4 separate regions of the Homo sapiens genome follow, and all the other regions are linked to region 3. The links are chromatin contacts, found by Hi-C in ENCODE. All regions are on one chromosome and are shown on one strand. Each heading gives the region's core, a stretch centred on a gene start or an enhancer-like site at or near the end of the contact. The rest is flanking DNA. Distances are from core to core; before and after follow the strand shown.

Region 1 (4,517 bases), core at 1,279-3,778, 3.2 Mb after region 3:
ATATGCTTACAACAAAACTACCAAGACTCAGACGTTTGTAACAAACTCTCCATCTAAAACCAGGCAGAGTGATGTGACTGCAGGAGACCCCCTCCCACACAGATGCCCCCCTCCCCTATTCACGGAGAAAGTAATGGAGAAGCTAAAGAAAGTCAAAGAAGAAAGAAAAATCACCAAGGTCTCAAAACCAGTTAGAACTTGGGAAAATGCCCGCTGACCTATGAAGCCCTCGTGGTCTGAATCAACCATGTTCTCGCAAATCTTGCCTGCTCAAGTTTGTCCGATCATATCAGTTGCATGAATTATGGGCTGGGGTGGGGGATCCACATATGACAGCCTGTTTTATGCTAATGTTTACTTCCAGCCAGACATCATTCCAAGTTACATTCTGTACCTTAACTGATTTCTCCTGAAGCCAACTCTGTGAGGCTGACTGTTACTATTTCTACTTTACAGATGAGGAAACTGGGGCATAGAGAGCTCAAAGGTCCCACACCTGGGTGTGAACTAGCAGTTTCCACTCAGCCAGCAAGGGCCAGCATGCCACAGACTTCCCCAGTGAGAGGCTCTGAACCTCATGGCCAATAAATAAGGACATAAATGTAGCTCTTTTTCAGAAAATACACTTTCCGGAACACTGAAATATAATGCTACATTTTAATGTACATGATTAAAAATATATACCTAAGGTGTTTAAAAAGTAAAACCCTGGCCGGGTGCAGTGGCTCACGCCTGTAATCCCAGCACTTTGGGAGGCCGAGGCGGGCGGATCACCTGAGGTCAGAAGTTCGAGACCAGCCTGGCTATTAAAAATACAAAAATTAGCCAGGCGTGGTGGTGTGCATCTGTAATCCCACCTACTCAGAGGCTGAGGCAGGAGAATCGCTTGAACCCGGGAGGTGGAGGTTGCAGTGAGCTGAGGTCACGCCACTGTACTCCAGCCTGAGTGACAGAGTAAGACTGTCTAAAAAAAAATAAATAAGTAAAACCCACCTTTTCCACACCTACTATGTAAGTAAGAAATCCTATTAACCCGATCATTACCCAAATAGAAAGAAATAATATGGTATTCAAATATTGGTATCTTCCACAGAATTAAAGTTGGAGTTCTTTGCAGCACCGCCTGTTTACCCCTAATTAATTTGGGCGGCTGCCACACACACACACGCACACACGCACGCACACACGCACGCACACACGCGCACACACGCACGCACGCACACACACGCACACACGCACACACACACACGCGCACACACGACACACACGCACAGACGCGCACACACGACACACACGCACACACACGCACGCACGCACACGCACACGCACGCACACACACACGCACACACAAACGCACACGCACACACACACACGCGCACACACACACGCGCACACACACACACACGCGGAGGGCGAGCCAAGGGAAGGGATTCAGAACAGGATACTCAAAAAGAGGAAGAACCGTCGTTTCACCACCCGCCGCAGTGAAAGCTGAAATTAAGTGTCCCCTCCACGACTTCTTCGACCTCTGAGAGAACTTCGAGTGCAGGAACAGTGCTCCACCAAGCCTGCCACCTGCTTTGTCGCGTCCTAGGCTGGGAGCAGTCTGTGGGATGAGTTTCCAGTCCAGCTCCAGGCTGGAGTGTACCCAGGACCTCACCCTACCCCCTACTCCTTCCCAGGGGTCACCCCGGGGAGTGTTCAGGGCTCCCCAACCCACTTCTTCCCAGGAGTCACCCCAGAGCGTGCCCAGGGCTCCCCCCAACCCACTCCTTCCCAGAGGTCACCCCGGGGCGTGCTCAGGACTCCCCTCATCGCACTCCTTCCCAGAGGTCACTTCTGAGTGTGCTAAGGGCTCCCCCCAACCCACTCCCTCCAGGGGTCACCCCGAGGCGTGCTCAACTTCCCAACTTCTTCCCAGGGGTCACCCCGGAGCGTGCTCGGCTCCCCCCGCCCTCCCCAGTCGCTGCCCGGGGCTCAGCGACCGCCGACCCCGAGAGCTGCAGCCTTCACCCAGTGGAAAGCTCTAGGGCCCGGCTCCCACGCTCCCCACTTTACCTCGCAAGGTAACTCACCGCAGGCGCTTGTCCGCACCGCCCAGGCAAAGCAACGCCAGGCAGAGGCAGCCCAGCAGGGCCCCGCGCAGGGCTGCAGGGCGCATGGTGCCGACCTGCGGAGAGAACGCTGCCAGCTGCCGCTCCGGCTCCCACTTCCCACCTGCTGCCCGAGGAAGACTTCCGGGAGAAACGCTGTCTCCGAGCCCCCGCGCCGCCGCGCTCCCTCCGCTGCAGCAGCGGCCACCGGGTGCGCCCGGAGCCCTGGGACGGCCTAAACCAGTATCTCGCGGGCCCCGCGCCGGGCTCCGGGAATGGCCGCAGCAGCCCTGGCGACCCGGGCCCCTCGGAGCTCCCCTTCAGGATCGTGCACCAAGCGCGCACGTCCCGGGCTCTGCTTCGCGACCCACAGCGACCCCAGCTCCTCCACGCTGCAGCCGCCGTCCGCCCACGACCACGGTCAGTCGCGTTGCTCCCAGCCCAGGGCGCCCTGCGGGCCTGCACCGGAGCAGAGAGCCACGCCCCCAGGACGGCACGCCCCCGCCGGTGGACACGCCCCCCAGAACGGCACGTCCCCGCCCGGCGTTCACGCCCCGCCCCGTGGTTGGCTCAGAGAGGCCGAGGCAGGAGCAGCTCCGCGGGCCTTGAGGGCGTGTCAGGCGGCTGTGTTCCTTCGCCACGCAGGCGCCCCGCGCCTTTTCCCGCAGCTCTGCGCCACTCCCACACTCCCGGGTCCGAGCTAACCTAGACCACCCGTGAGGACCGCCCTCGGGGGGACCGCCCGTGTCTGCGCCATCCCCCGCCAGCAAGTGGGCGTGCGGGCCCCAGGGCCACTCTACTCTCCAGGGACAGCCCCCAGCCCGACCCGCGCACCCTGCAGGCCCGCGGTCCGCACGCAGCACCCGCTTTCAAAAACTGCGCCCTGCAAGCTGCCCGGGAGCTCCTGACTGCAGATGGTGCTTGGCCGCCCAGGCTCCCCGCAGCCTCCCGCCACCTCGGCGCTCCACTGCGCAGCCCGAGGGACGGCTCCAGAATTAGGAGGGGACCTACTCGGGTCACTCTCCTGGAAACCTCTCCAGTCTCCCGGTGCTAGGTGCTGGGAGCACCAACATTCCTAGAAGGGCCTGGCCCTCACCCAGCCCTGGGCCTCACCTGCCCCTCCCCGCGGGCCCCAGGAGCCCGGAAGTCATCTCTGTGGGGGCAGCAAAGAGCCGCCTCGGGGCGCGACCTGGGAAGTCATCTTGTGAGGGATCCCCTCCCAGAGGGACGGGCCACCCCCCACGGATGAAGGGGACTTCATGTCAGCCCCACCTTGGCGTAGCCAGGGCCAGTCCCATAGGCCCGGTCTCCTCCCCCAACACCCTGGCCTTCCCAGCCCTTCAGAGGCACGGGTTCCCCTGCACCCGCGGCCCCGCCCACGGGCTGTGCACCCGGCATTGTCTCTGCAGATGTTTCTCCTCTTTCCCTTCCCTGTCCGCACACCCACAGCTAGTTAAGGCTATTCCTATTTACACGTCGAGTAAACTGCGCCTTCCTCGGGGTCCTCTGCCACTGGTAACTGTCTAAATAGCAGGTGGGCCTGTAGCCTGCTCTCCCACAGGCCTGGACCTTGCCTGCATGCATTACCATTCTTTGAAACAAAATATTTAAATGATTAATCTGTTTTTCCCACTAGACTGCAAGGCAAGGCCCATGTCTATTTTGCCCACCTTGAGTCCCTGCCACTGAGCACAGTGGATGGGGGACAGTCGGTGCTCAATAAAATGCCACCTGTGGAACAGATGGGGGGGGAAAATGGCTGACACCTCCTTAGCTCCTCCAGGACCTCCTACAGGTCATGGTGTTATTCTCGTTCTCCTTTTCCCTAACGACTTATTTGTTTCTTTCCGGCTCCTTTCATTCCTTCCTCTCAAGAATATAGGCACACGCCACAGTTCTTTTTCTCTTTTCTTTTAAGCTAAAAAAATAATTTTCTTAAAACAAAAGTGCTTCCCAGAATCCTCATTTTCCTTTAAATCACAGTCCGGTGTGTTTAAACAGCCCCTTGTCAAGGAGGGCTGTTGTGACCACTGCCAAATATAAAGCAAATCTGGACTCGGGGAGGAGTGGTGTTATGAGGACCATTATTGCAGGGGCCTGGGGGCCTTTTGTCCCTACTAAAAATACAAAAATTTGCTGGGCGGGGGTGGCACGCGACTGTAATCCTGTGGCAGGAGGAGCGGCAGACAAAACCTCTCAGACACCGAGCTATAGAAGGAAGGGCTTTATTCAGCTGGGAGCATCGGCAAGCTACTGCCTTAAAATCCGAGCTCCCCGAATGCACAATTTCTGTCCCTTTTAAGGGCTCACAACATTAAAGATTTCACATGAAAGGGTCGTGATTGATTTGAGCAAGCAAGGGGTACGTGACGGGCTGCATGCACTGGTGGTCAGAGAGAAACAGAACAGGGCAGGGAGTTTCAC
Region 2 (4,811 bases), core at 975-3,474, 3.4 Mb after region 3:
TAAACAACAGAGCTGGGAAGGACACAGGGCAGCGGGAGGAGAGCAGGGCAAGGGCGAGGGCTCCACGGGGCCTCTAAGTCATGGGAGGACACAGGGCATTATCCTGGCGCATGTGGGGTGCCCTGGGGAGCTCAGAACAGAATCCAGACATGATTTGAATCATGCTAAAGCTTTGCCTTCTCTGGAGGGCAAAAGTTTGGGGCAGGAAGGAGTGGGAATGACTGGCTATGAATGTGGGATATACACTATTAATACATCCTGGAGATGGCCAGGAACATTTGCTGATTTTGCTGACGTATTTGATGTGGAGAAAGAATCCAAGCACGACTGCAAGGTTTGGGGCCTGAGCAGTTGGAAGGACTGACTGTTGCTTTGATGATAGCACATGTCGGAGGAACAGGTCTGGGGAGTGAAATTGAGTTTGGCTTCAGATCTGAGACTCTTCTGAATACTCTGAGTGGGGGTCGGCGTCTGGAGTTCCACAGGAGGCTCTAGGCTGAAGACAGCGTGTAGGAGTGGAGTCGGTTAATATGATTATTAACTGGATAGTGTCTTCCCAAAATTCATGTTCACGCAGAATATTATTTGGAATATTATTTTATATTATTTGGAAATAGAGCCTTTGCAGTTGCAATTAGTTATGGGACTCAAAGTGAAATTATCTTGCATTCAGGGCAGGCCTTATGAAAACAGGAGAGAACGCAGAGACGGAGGGTTTGTGAAGACGGAGGCATAGATTGGAGTGATGCATTCACAAGTCAAGGGGCACCAGGAACTGCAGACCCCACCGGAAATGGGAAGCGAGGCTGGGGACGGTTCCCTGCACAGCCTCCAAATGGAGCCACCCCTGACAGCACCTCGATTTCGGACCTCTGGCCCCCGAAGAGTGAGGAAGTAGGTTTCCGTTGTTTTAAACCACATTGTTTGTGGTACTTTGCTGAGGAAACGGACTCAGGGCTCAGCCTGTAAAGGGTGTTTACAGCATGGGTCTGAATGATGCCCTCCAGAACCTGTGCCAGTGTGTGTTGATGTTGGGGGGAGGTGGCCAGGCAGAGGAGCTTCGTGAATCTTCTTACTAACCAGTGAAAAGCAACAAGGAAGAAACAGACGGTGCGTTCCAAAGTAATTCTGGCCAGTGCTGCCTCTGCAGCTCTCTGGGTAAAAGCTCCGTAAAGACTGAAAATCAGGGAACCTCACTCCTACCCTGGTGCCCAGTACTGAAGCTCGGTGCCCAGTACTGAAGCTCGGTGCCCAGTACTGAAGCTCGGTGCCCAGTACTGAAAATCATCCTTACAATATCAGCATTGGCTTGGAGGGGTGTTACATATTTTTAAATATCAGCTTTATTGGGATAACTTACATACAGCAAAATGCATCCATTCTCAGGGTCCACTTCAGTGAGTTTTGACAACGACTGTGTTCCAGTGTAACTGCAACCCCAATCAAGATCTAGAACTTTCTACTCCCACCAGCTTCCCTGAGCTCCCTTCCTGTCAATCCCTCCCCGTCTCTCCCTGCTCCAGGCAACTGCTCACCTGTTTTCTGTGACTAAATAGAAGAGGCTTCCCCTAGGGTTTTGCATACTTGGAACCCTACGGAAGGCACTGTCTGTGCCTGCGTCTTCGCCCCGGCGAGCTGTTTCCAGAATCCTCTGGGCGGTGGCCTCGCCTCCTGGGCTGCGCTGCGATCAGCTGGGGCAGGCTGTGCTTCTCTTACCAACCCTGCTTCGGTGACACCGGGTTGTTTGCCTGACATTGGCCGTGGTGTGAGTGTTGACCTCACAGAAACGGGCCCGGGCTACCAGCCGGGGCTGCGTTCTCCCAGAGCACTGGAGGATACACATCTGCCGGTCACACGCTGGCCATGTCTTTTCACATTCAGAATAATTTCCTGATCACTCTTCTGCCCATATGAGCAAAAGTCCAGTCTCCATGATTGCCCTGCCCCGGCCTGCTCATAGCTCACCCTCCCGTGTTCCCAGGAATCCCAGGAGCCCGCCTCGAGGGCCGTATCCTGCTTCCAGAGGCATCGTGGACAGAGAAAGGAAGCCCGAGGCCCATCCCTGGCTTGACTGCGTGGGACGCGTTCTCCGCTGCCCTTGCTTCCCTCACGTGGAGCGGAGAGCAGGCGCTGAGAAGGGGCCCTGCGTGGTGACCCACTAGGGTTAGTTCAGAGCCTTGTGCACACAGACCCGAGGGGGTTTTCAAAGGAAGCTGACACCCCCGCGAGCTGAGGGCGGCTGTTCTCACGCATGCTCAGTGGCGCTCCCTGAGTGCTGAGAGCCACGGTCGGTGAGAGAGGAGCTTCCTGATGAGCCTCAGACGGTGCTGAAACCAGCCGACTCTGCCCAGGATCCTGAGTCCTGGTTTCCTGTTGACCCTTCCTTCCCTCACGACTTATTTCCCCTGGGAACTATCGATGTTCTTTTGGCCAGTGGGCTTCCGTTGAGGCCATCCTAATCATCAGAGAGGTTTTAGTCGAGTTAAACCTCAAAAGAGAAGGTGTTTCTTAATTTTCCCAGGGGTGCCCTTGGCCCTGATACAGATTTAGCTACCTTCCCCCGAAAGCCTCAAAGTTCTGCAAACTCACAGCCAAGCAAAACGCAGCTGCAGTCGAGCCAGCCTCGAAAGGTCTTACAACTTTCTGCAGTGGCCAGCTTGTTCTCTGTTTCCATGCCTTCCAGAATGAAGAAGATCAGTTCTAAGGTTTCTTACTATTTCTACCAAGAGACGACCATCGGCATTCCACAGACGGCTCCTCTAGCTGTGCACAATGCCTGTTCTTATCGTTATCACCCGCTTCGCGCCAGCGGTTCTCAATACAAATTCCTTGAGGTTTCACAGTCACAGATAGGTTGTATTTGTAGGGAAACAGAAGTGCTTCAGTGGAATACTATTGCTCTTTGTACAGAAACCTGACACCTAGTACTTCTGAATTCTAATCCTAGTTCTGTTAACAATTGGCTTTGTAGCAGCCTAGATAAAGTCAAATTATTTCTCTGTGTAAAAGAAAAACCTAACCAGTAGCAGGGGCACAGTAGTCTATGTGCCTTCCCTCTGGGCTTGTGGTTAGTCAGCAATGGGGGCTTTGTGAACTGCGTAGACCAGCACCCCACAGTCTGTTTCAGTTCCAGTTTATCCCATTGTCTCACGTGATCTTGAGTCATTTAATCATTCTGTGCTTTTTCAGCCTTCAGTGTAACAAAATAATTTACTAAGCACCTAGCAACTTGGGGTTTGCTTGAGGTTGTTATATCTGATTAGATATATCTCTATTAGATATTAGATGTGTCTGTACATGTAAAGTATGATACATTATATCCCCACAAGCCAAACAGGCACACGTAAGGCCAGCTTATAGCATTGAGATTTGGAAGACCCCTTAGAAGGTAGATCAGTGACCAACAACTGGGCAAGAAATTCCCTTGACAATGCAGCTGCTTGAGTAGTTTCAGTTTCAGAGCTCTCCTGTGGCAAGTGAATTATTGGATAGTAGTGACTTATTCATGTGTTAGAAAGTCCTTCTTTGGATGAGCTGGTATCTACGGAAACTTCCCTTATTCTACTTTTGTCTCTGCACCTAGCATAGTTCCTGGTACAGTATATAATGAGCCCTCAGAAAATATTAGGGGAACTGAGAACAAGACTGTTTTCTTCCACACAGTAGCTCTTTAAAATTTGAAGGTAGCTCTCATGTTGCCCCCTAATTTTCTCATTTTGGGACTAAACACACTCACTTGCTATAATTCTTTATAGAGGGGTGTGGCCCCCGATGTGTGGCTGTGGAAAGGCATGGTCCCCAATGTGTGACCGTTCAGGTTGCGTTTCTGAACGCAACTCACATCACTTCTAAGATAGGGTGTCCAGGTCTGGAAGAAATGATCCATTTCTCTACTGATGAGCATAGCAATCTGTGGGCCTGTTGCTGTCCACGTCTGGAATACCAGCTAAGGTGGATTGATGGTGCCGATGGCCCCCATGCATAGGTTCCTGGCACTCCCATCCTCTGGGATGTGGTCCACAGCTCCTCCCATTGCAGGTGGAGGGTCTGCTTCCCCACCCAAGTCTGCCTTGGCCTGAGACTTGCTTTGACCAGTGGAATGTGAGCAAAGTGAGGCTGTGCCAGTTCCAGTCTGTGCCACCAGGTCCCTGCTGGAAACCAGCTTCCATCATGACAGCAGGCTGGGGCTGGCCTGCATGAGGGTGACAGAGCACAAGAGGTACAAGAGTTGTTCCTGTCAAGGCCATTCTGGACCAGCCTGCACTGGCTGACCGATTGACCAGACAGGGAGTGTGCTGGGCCAGGTCATAGTGGCCCTAGGACCACCCTGGAGACTTGGGGGCAATGTTGAATGGTTATCACTGTGTGTCACTGAGGTTTTAGGGTTGTTTCTCGGGCAGTGTTGTTTTGGCAATAGATAATTCATACACCCTACTACTAGCACTGCCCAAGACTGGATTATCTGTGACAGGGACTTATATCAGACTTGTGACCTATGACCTTCGTCTGATCACTTTTATGTATACCAATTTCCCTACCTGTGCCATCCAACATGGTAGCCACCAGTCATGTGTGACTACAGAGTGCTTGAAGCATGTTAGTCTGAAGTGAGATGTGCTATAAATATAAACTACACACCTGATTTTGAAGACTTTCTACAAAAATCTAAACGATCTCACTGACAATTTTTATTGATTACATGTTGAATGTATTATATTTTAGATATATCAAGTTAAAATAAAAATATTTGGAAAATTAATAATTTCAGTTTGCTTTGTTTTGTTTGTTTGTTTGTTTGTTTTGAGATGGAG
Region 3 (4,747 bases), core at 272-2,771:
ATAAATTCTAAAATCCTTGCAGGAGTTTAATATTTGCTTTACATTTAATAGGAAAAGAATGCCGTTGTTTTCTGCCTGGGTTGCATTTTTTTCCTTTCCTTTTACAAATTGGTTTAGCCACATCCTGTACTTTATTTGCTCCTCTCTCCCATAACTCTAGAATTAGGGTACATTAGAAGCTATCCGTAAACTCCAGTGAGGACATGTGATAAATTTAAGCTGGAGCATTTAAAACGAGCTGGGAGAGTAGAGAGAGAAGTAAAAGCAGCCATTTGTGATGTGGGTGGCAGTTTTTAGAAAGTGTCTGTGGAGGGCTAGTGGCTTGGCATGAGGAAAGAGAGGCGTTCCTCAGTGTTGTCCACAGAACAGACACTCCTGTGACAGATGTGATCTTCAGGCAAAGTGGTGCTCGTGCACAGGCTTACGTTAGCACACCTGCTGGTGCAGAATGGTAGGAGAAATATTTCCCCAAAGGACAGAATGCGGATGGCTGGACAGAAACCACTGGGGGAAGGTTCCTGGGAGGAATTCCAGAATGTTTTCTCTGGCAAATAGGACAGAGGAGGCAGAAAAGCAAACCGGATCTCACTCCAAGTCTTTATGGACACAGATGGAAAGGAGAGCAGGAAGAAATCACAGGTCACACGGTGGGAGACACGGTGTAGCTGAGGGTAACCTAGTCGTGTTTAGGTGTGACAAATGACTTGCACTGTTTGCCAGACAACAGTGCCCCCCCATCCCCCACGGGGGTGTAATTCCACTAGTGACACTGATTCAGTTTCCAAAAGAAGCAAAACTCTTCTGCTATAAGATTCTTGATTTGTAAGAGTTTCCCCAGCTCAGTGCTTCCCCTTAGCTTTTTCCTTTTTCATCTCTAAGAGGTTATCACTTCTCAAAAACAAGAGTGCTTTGCCACTTCTCTAGTAGCAAGGTATGAAAACATGCTCTAAAATACTTACTTCCTCCAGCTGCACTGCTGCAGGCGGCCGCCTGAGGGATGGAGATGTTCTGGGCTCAGGGTGGACGGGCCTCTAGACAGAGCTATGGACCCTTCTCCAAAGCTGTGCACGAGGGACGTAGATTGGCATAAGATGCTACACAGAAAACCTGTCGTCTAGATTATTCACGTGGTGGAAAACCTCCATTGGGGCATATTACCATAGAAGGGAAAAGGGTCTGTTCTCTCCACCACAAGCAATGGAGAATGTCCCATATCAAAGATAAGTTTGCAGCCAAGGTGGCCTTCATTGGTAACAGGTTCCATAATTGGCAATGATAGGTATTTTCCTTGCCTCGAAACACAGTCAAGAGGGGAGAGTGTGAGAAGCCAGGGACTTAGGACAGGAGGTGAGGTGATGAGTCATTTTGGTTTCTCAGAGCTGACCTCTGTTGTATTTTTATTTGGGGGTTCAGTCTCTGGCTTGAGGGCTCTTCAGAAAGGAGAGCTTACTTTTGTCACGGAAGGAGGGATGGAGACCTCACCCTTTTGCATGGCCAGCTGGAGCCCCAGGTGTCGCGTGTCCAGCTCGTGGGTGGCATGATGTCATGTTTGTTGACCACGTTGGACCTCATTCTGTCCCGAGAACTTAACTGGGCTAGGAGTTGTGAAACCAGATTTCTTGTTATTTGCTTAGACTTGCTTTTTTTTTTTTTTCCCCATATCCACAAAATGAGAATCCTGGGCTTTTAGTATAATAAGGATTGAAAAATGATTATAAAATACAAGGCAAAAAGATCCATGCTATTTAAATGTTTACTATTATTTTGAGATTCATTTTATGTGCCATACTGCTTTACAAATAGTCTGTAATATTTTAATACAGCACTTTATCTTCGTAATCAAATCTTGAGAAGGCCCCCTATAGCTAATCTTTCTCAAAATCGGCTTAATTTATTAGTGGATAACTATACTTAGGCCTCTTTCTAGAACCTTATGAAGTTTGACATGCACTATTTTTAGACATTACGGGTTCTCTTACTGAGACGCTCCAAAGGGAACAGTGGGGGCAGATGTCCTCCAGGAACCTTGGCAATAAATCCCCCTGGGTGCATGACCTGGGGTCACCAAAACTGCCTGCTACCCAGCAGCAGCAGAAGGGAGACCCAGGTTGGCAGCTGGAGTGACTGACAGTGATTTCCTTTCTGTTCAGTGATGAGCCCACCATGAAGAAAGGGCACGAATCTGCTTCCTCTCTCCCTGTCCTGGGAACGGTGCCTGCCCGTGATGGTATCCTCAGGCCCCCCTCTCTGCGCCAGCAAGATGTCCCAGGGGACGTCTGTGCATTCAGCCAGGTGACCACTAGAATAAAATGTTCTCTAGGACCACCTAAGAGGTAACCCTATATTGGAGATACTGAGGAGAGAGGCCGGGGTGGCTGATAGGGTGGGGAGGCACCATCTGTCTGAGTGCACCCTCCCCTGAGACCCTCAGGGTGTCCTGGGGAGACCAGCAGGTTGGAAGTCCTACGCTTTGAAATTTTTAATTAAACAGGAACCTTTGAAGGAAGCTTTTGATTGTTAGTAACATCCTGACTTGCTCCCCCCATGTGACAGGCTCCCCTTTGTGTGTGGCCCCTCCTGAGTCCACATCCTTCATAAGGAGCGGCTTTACCTCCCTTCCTGTAGGAGAGGAAGCCAGGGCTGTGGCCCAGGGAGGGAGGGGAGGCAGCCACTTCTCTCTTCAGTGCAGTTCATTCCAGTTTGGCTCTGACTGTGGCCAAGCAGGGAAGGGGTGCAGGATGGAAGGCAGCAGCGTGTACTTAGGCAGCTCAGTCAATGGAGCCCCCACGTCTCATCCCCTGCCAACCCTGGGCTCTTCCTGGCTGGATCTGGGCAGCCCAGGGCAGAACCTAGAGTCCAGGGCCACTGGTTCTCCTTGCCAGGTCCCAGGACCCAGTCCTGTTGAAATAACAGAGTTGATGGGAATGCTCTTTGCTGGGCACGAAGCACAGGCTTTAAAGGGCTGCCCATTCGCCACCACACTAGATACTCCCTGAAGGCTATGGGCACTTCCTAGCTCCTCAGCACACCCACAAACAGACACTAGAGGTTAGGGAAGGGCGATGCCACTTTCAACAGGCTGTTGACACTTAGCAGCATTTTGTAGACCAGCCTAAATCAGTGGTTCCTGAGCATCCTTATCCTCTCAGAAAGCTGATTTTGAGCCAGATTAGCTATAAGGGCCCTCTCCTTTCAATATTTGATTATGAATATAAAATGTCTTCCTAAAATCTTATAGAATGTTCATAAACTAGCATGGCACGTAAAATGAAGCCAAAATAATGCTCATAGTAAACCTTGTACTTAAATAGCTCAGATTTTTTTTCTTGAATTTTGTAATGATTTTCCAATGCTGCTTATGTAACGGCCCAACATTCGTGCTCATAGATATGGGAAGAAAGTCAGCAAGACTAGGTTTTGGAGACTAGTCTAAACCCAAGTGTGGATCTGGGTCATCTGGAAATCAACAGGCAAAATCCTTGGCTGCACTCAGGCCTGTAGCTGCAGACTCTCAGCCCAAGAGCTTGTGTGTTTGACAAGCACCTCGTGTCACTCACAGGCGTCCTGCTCTGCATCGATATGGAGGAGCACTGGAGATTAGAAACCTCTGGAAAGAGAGGAGATTGCAGTGAAGCCCCGGGGTCCTGGGTGTAGCCAAGGAGGTGCTTCATGATTTTTACTTACTTCCTCATCTCTCCACTCCTGGTTACTTTTTGGACTTCCTATTCCATTTCCTGCTTTCATAGAAGCCTAATTTTTAATATTTAAGTTTCAGTCAGCCGAAGAAAGGCAATCTGTCTTCTCTTTCACACAGTTTATGTCTTGAAGGATTTCTCTAATCCATTCCAGCAGTCGGTTAAGGGAAAGTTTTATTTAACCCCTGCATCCATGCCTACAATTGCTACTTGCCAACATTTCATTACTTCTTGTAGAATGTAAGTGCCTGTTTCTAAAAATGAAAACTTATAGAGATCAGAGCCCTTCATGATACCAGCTCTCTGCTGTGCTTGTGGCCACCCGATGTTGGATACTGGGTGATACTGCAGAGCAACGGAGCATCTGTGGGGAGGTCCAGAATCGAGAATGGTCTGATGAACAAAATATGCCACCAGTCTTGTTTGCAAGGGGGCAGCACGTGATGGAGGAAACAAGGTCCTTTTCAGTTCTTAAAGTCTTCACTGACAGGTCACAGAAGTATAGGGTCCCTTTTGCCTTTTCCTTCTTGGCGATACTTAAGTCTGGCTCAGATGCTTTTGTGTGTTCTTTTAGAAACTATCAACCTACTGCACACAAAATATGTGTACTTGGATGGTGTTTGATACGGTGTGGATGCTCAGGGTAAAAAAGAAAAAATAGCCATAACCAATTCTGGAAAGGAAGGAATGAAGAAAAAGGTTGTAACCTGCTGGGCGGGTCTAGAACACTCCACACCCATCCCCCAGAATGAAATCAGCTTTCCAAGTCATCTGTTTGGGCAGGAGTTTCCAGCCAGTTAGAACTCTCTGTCCTCCCTTCCAGTCTTTTAGGCAACGCTGTATTTTGAAAGCCAGATGAGGAAGGCAGATGTTTTTCCCATCTCCACCCACATCAAGACTGTTGTTTGCCAAATAAACTGGGTTGGGACACAAATCCTGCAGAAGGGCTGCCACTGGGGGCACTGGAGGCTTCTAGCCCGGGTCAGCCCTGCCAGGACCATGGGTGGCGCACCTGTTGTCAATTAACTGTCCAGGCTGAACTTGGGAACGAA
Region 4 (4,509 bases), core at 478-2,977, 4.9 Mb before region 3:
CGTCTCAAAAAAAAAAAAAAAAAACAAACAAAAAAGACAAGGCTGGATCCCAAGACATATTTTATAAGAAATTTACAGATGAAGTAATGGTGCAATAGGTAAAATACTATCAAAACAATCATTTCCCTGAACCACAGCACCTGAGAAAGGATGGAAGAGTAAGTGGGTTTGGAAATGATGGACTTATCACCAAACCCTTGCAAAAACAAGTTCTTGAAGAAAGACCATCATGGTTCACTGTCCAACCCAAAAGTGATTTACCAGAAAACCAACAAAAACACATCACAGTGGGCCCACTCCTAAGTCACTCTGCCCAGTGGTTTTAACGCTTCAAAGAGTCAGTAAAGAATGAAAGTTAATTCTAGCTCTTGCCAAAGCCTAGGTGAAAATTTACAGTAGCACGCTCACCACCCCCTGACGATGTATTAGACATGTGTCTTTCCCCCTGCAATATAAGCTTCTTGAAAGCAGGTCTTTCTTTCAGGAGGGGCTGAGGAAGGCACGGCTCCCTTTACAACTCCAAACAGAAAGCCCATTTTATTTAGTCAGACCAGCATCTCCTTTCCAGAGCATTTTGCCATTGAGGAAAGGTGGGACAATGTGCATTTCAGGCTCAAATACACATTAGCAGGAAATGGGTTCCACCATTCACTGGATGTGACTGTCAACCAAGCAGGTGATAATCCTTTAAAAGCCTCTTTTTGTTCACCAATGTCTCCCCAGTACCTGAAAACCTGGCACAAAGTAGGTGCTCTATTTGTTGAATGAATGAACTTTATGCAGGGTGGTTGTACAGGTGTACCTAACATCAATAACTTAAGAAGAATGCGTGTGTGGAGTTCCGAGCTAAGGAATCCTAGTGGCCAACCCTGAAATCAATTCCTTATCTATGGGGAACATCTGAACCCCCAGCCCACAAGCACTTTAAGGCTGCCAGGTGGAGGCTGTTAGGGGGAGTATGTTAAGTAAGAATGCTGTGTAAACTGCATGCTTTTTCCAAGCTTTCGGGAAGCAGTTGCTGTTCTGTCCAACCCACCACCACTGGACTGTCCCATATGTAAATTTCCAATAAACCTGATGCTATCCCTGTTGAAGTCAACAGAGGTCTAGCAAGACAGCTGTGTTCATCGTGGCAGCAAAAGGACAAACAACAAGGTTACATTTACTTACTACATTATTTCATCGGGCTGCTAAGTTAGAGGAAAAGAATGACCATCACGAGCTAGTAAAGCTTTTAATCAGATTAGAATTTTATCAGGTACAAGTGGAACCGCACAGCCCTTACTGACCAGGGCCAGGCATAAGGCCAGGTGCTTCCCATGTGCCATCTTAGCAGGCATCCCAGGCGGGCACGCAGGATCTTGTTTACAGATGAGGAGGCAGAGGGAGGTGAAAAAACTTGCCCAAGATTACCCACTAGGAGGCAGGTATGTTTACCTATTTGCTCGTCCTTCTTCCCTCTATTTATCCTGCCAATAAACAAGAATTTAAAGTTTGCTATAAAATAATAATGCTAAACAACAAACAAACAAACTTGGGCCAGGCATAGTGGCTCATGGCTATAATGCCAACACTTTGAGAGACTGAGGCAGGAGGATGGCTTGAGGCCAGGTGTTTGAGACCAGCCTGCACAAAACAGTGTGAAACTTCATCTCTATAGAAATAAAAATAAAAAGATTAGTCAGGTGTGGTAGTGAGCGCCTGCGGTCCCCCAGGAGTTCAAGGCTGTGGTGAGCTATGATTGTACCACTGCACTCGTGCTTGAGCAACAGAGCAAGACCGCATCTCAAAAACACAAAAACAACACCTATCCTCTTGCTTTGCTGCCAGAAAAGACAAAAAGCACAAATAAACAAGCACCTGACAGCGTTATAGGTGGAGACCGAGTTCTATGAGTGCAGTAAAGTGGGGCACGGCACAGAGATGGAGCTGTACTTTAGACAGGGTGTTCTGAATCAGGAATGGACTTACAAAACATCTGCAGTCAGAAATTCACATACAGACTATAGTAGATCAAAAGCTCATTTTAAACTATCAATGAGGAAAAAAGCAATTCATTTACATAACATTCTCTTTCCAACTCAAACATCAGGTACAAATTGCTTTCTTTTAGCATATGCCAGAAATCTGTCATTACACAATAGCTTAGCAAGTGTGACACAAGATACTGCCACTTTCTCTACACAAAGACCCACCCAAACACCAGCTTTGTTTAAAACATTACCTCAGCACCACGATGCCTCTCCTCAGTAGTTTCTGAGTCCATGCTCAGAGTCCATGATGTGCTCAACATTGGCTAACAAAACACATTCTGTTCTTTGAGAACAATTTTTTAAAAACTGGAACCAATGGGGTGGATCTGCTTCCAAATATTAGTCCAGCCATAAAATATATACAAGGTTAGAATAAATGCTTAACAATAATTATTTTTATGCTAGAAGCAGGAGTTGGTCCATTTGTTTCTCTAAAGAGCCAGCCAGTAAGTATTTTAGGCTTTGAGGGTCTTACTTGGAGTCCGTTGCATATTGTTGTTTTTAAAATCCTTCAAAAATATAAAAACCATTTTTAGCTGGGAGACCAAATAAAAACAGGCCACAGCCAGACTCGGCCCTAAGATGATAGTTTACCTACCCCATCCTAAAGTAAAAACAATTATTTACAGTATCTGAAATGACAACTGTCCACACAGGCAGTTTAAAATTGATCTCTCAGGCAAAAATGGAAAACAAAATTAGGTTGCAGAAGTGACTTCTAACTTAAAAATATGAGCAAAATCTGATATACTGACTACTAGAGTTTGATCCTCAGGTGATACTGGTTCCTCTCCTATCAATAAAAGGTGGGTCATGGTGAGATATTTTTTATTTTGCTTTTAAGGTTTTGTTTTCAAGTATATTAGATTAAAAGGATAACTTAATGAAGTTTTACATTTCCTTTGAAACAGCATTACTGTTTGCCTGTAAGTGTTAAGAACGGGTTAATGAATAAAGGAAAACAGAACTGACCACTGCTGACTGGGAAGCCCACATCCCTCCACACTTACCCAAAGGATCTTACCAGCCGGGAGGCCCTCCCTGGTCTCCAGGGCACACTTCTCTTCTGTGAAGACCTCTATCATGCACTACACTGCATTGTAATTGCTTACATATCTGCTTTCACTAGGAGACTGAGAACTCCTTAAAGGCAAAACCAATCTTATTTTTATTGTCCCTGCACCAAGCACATAATGGGATATAATAGCGCTTCAAAACATGAAGGTGGTACCCATGTGACTGATAAGGGAATTCCGACTAGAACACACAGAGAGAGGATGGACATGAGACAAAATCAGAGTCCTCCCTTTTACTAAGATAACCCAAACTGTTCATATTGCTTTTTCCTTGAGAAGACCAATGGACAAACTTTACCCGTTTATAGGAACCCAGAGTTTTTACCTAACAGGGTTAAGTTTGAAAAACATTTGCGGGGTAGGGAAACACAAAAGAAACACATAAAGCTTACAGCATCTTAAGATGAGTTGTTTGGATTTCACTGATAAAAACTTTGTCTCCGTTTATCTTATGTAACATTCTTTCCACTTAAAAACTAACTCCCATTTTACGGCTGACGAAATTTAGGTTCACAGATGCTAAATGGCTTCCCCAAATACAGGTAAGCAGTAAATTAGCTATGAAATTCTCTTTATAGCTCTTTGTGGTTTCATTTTGAAAAAAATTATGTGTATTAACTATATCAAGCATTTCAGTCAAAAGTCTCTAAGTCACATTATAGCACAAGGGTTTTGTTTGGTTCTGAAAACTACCCAAGTCTGGAAAAATCTTTTTATGTCAACAGGCATGGATGGTAAATACATCAGAAGGAAAATAATGCAAACTTTGGTCTTTTCAACACACATTTACTGCTGAAATTAAAAACTAATTGGAGTACTTGGGGAGTCTCAAGGTAGTTACTACTGAAATGAAATAAGGGATAATTCAAAATGCATTCACTGACTTTGAAAGCAGACTGAATTTCACTGCTTCAGAATAGAGCTGAAACATCTAACTACCATTAGAAAGCAGACTGAATTTCACTGCTTCAGAATAGAGCTGAAACATCTAACTACCATTAGAAAGCAGGTATATCAAACCACCCTAAGAATCTCCAAATTGTCAAAGAGATATAAAAGTTTAAGTTAAAAAAATTAAGAAAAAAATTATAGTTCACTAAATGATACTGTTTTCCTTTCCCAAACTATAATTATTCAACATTTGTTAGAAATCACATTATCAGCCAGGCATGGTGGCTCACACCTATAATCTCAACATTTTGGAAGGCCAAGGTAGGAGGATAGCTTGAGCTCAGGAATTTGAGACTAGCCGCCTGGGCCACACAGTGAGATCTTGTTTCACAAAAAAATAAAAAATTAGCTGGGTGTGGTAGTGTGTGCCTGTGGTCCCAGTTACCCAGGAGGCTGAGGTGGGAAGATCACTTGAGCCAAGGGTGGGGGCCGGGGCACTGAGGCTGCAG

The links. A loop is a pair of places that touch in the nucleus more often than their neighbours do. Pooled maps may share reads with other maps.
Region 1: a map with no recorded cell type shows a loop between it and region 3 (7-fold over the local background). The contact joins the promoter of RNASET2 here to the enhancer-like site in region 3. A Hi-C loop is called at or near these places in 4 of 37 single-sample maps with no recorded cell type and 4 of 50 pooled maps.
Region 2: a loop to region 3 is called in a map with no recorded cell type, with 7 times the contacts of the local background. The contact joins two enhancer-like sites. A Hi-C loop is called at or near these places in 2 of 37 single-sample maps with no recorded cell type and 3 of 50 pooled maps.
Region 4: a map with no recorded cell type shows a loop between it and region 3 (10-fold over the local background). The contact joins two enhancer-like sites. A Hi-C loop is called at or near these places in 2 of 37 single-sample maps with no recorded cell type and 1 of 50 pooled maps.

The regions. Positions count from the first base shown.
Region 1 is chr6:166,954,022-166,958,538 of GRCh38, forward strand. RNASET2 (ribonuclease T2) reads right to left here and starts at 2,529. Exons shown (of 9, transcript NM_003730.6): 1 at 2,076-2,529. The coding sequence starts at 2,161. RefSeq lists silencers at 2,295-3,054, 3,095-3,194, 3,465-3,514 and an enhancer at 4,479-4,517.
Region 2 is chr6:167,091,952-167,096,762 of GRCh38, forward strand. No RefSeq gene overlaps it. Among named protein-coding and RNA genes, the nearest start is that of CCR6, 29 kb to the right of the region's middle. RefSeq lists enhancers at 430-489, 1,375-1,444, 1,555-1,924, 3,255-3,314, 3,515-3,594. Within about 2 kb of position 2,225, at least 8 of the 41 ENCODE cell types and tissues checked have a DNase peak (open chromatin) inside an H3K27ac peak, as active enhancers do.
Region 3 is chr6:163,707,210-163,711,956 of GRCh38, forward strand. No RefSeq gene overlaps it. Among named protein-coding and RNA genes, the nearest start is that of QKI, 290 kb to the left of the region's middle. RefSeq lists an enhancer at 1,125-1,244. Within about 2 kb of position 1,522, at least 7 of the 41 ENCODE cell types and tissues checked have a DNase peak (open chromatin) inside an H3K27ac peak, as active enhancers do.
Region 4 is chr6:158,807,309-158,811,817 of GRCh38, forward strand. All of the region lies in intron 2 of EZR (ezrin), which reads right to left. Among named protein-coding and RNA genes, the nearest start is that of EZR-AS1, 8.4 kb to the right of the region's middle. Within about 2 kb of position 1,728, at least 10 of the 41 ENCODE cell types and tissues checked have a DNase peak (open chromatin) inside an H3K27ac peak, as active enhancers do.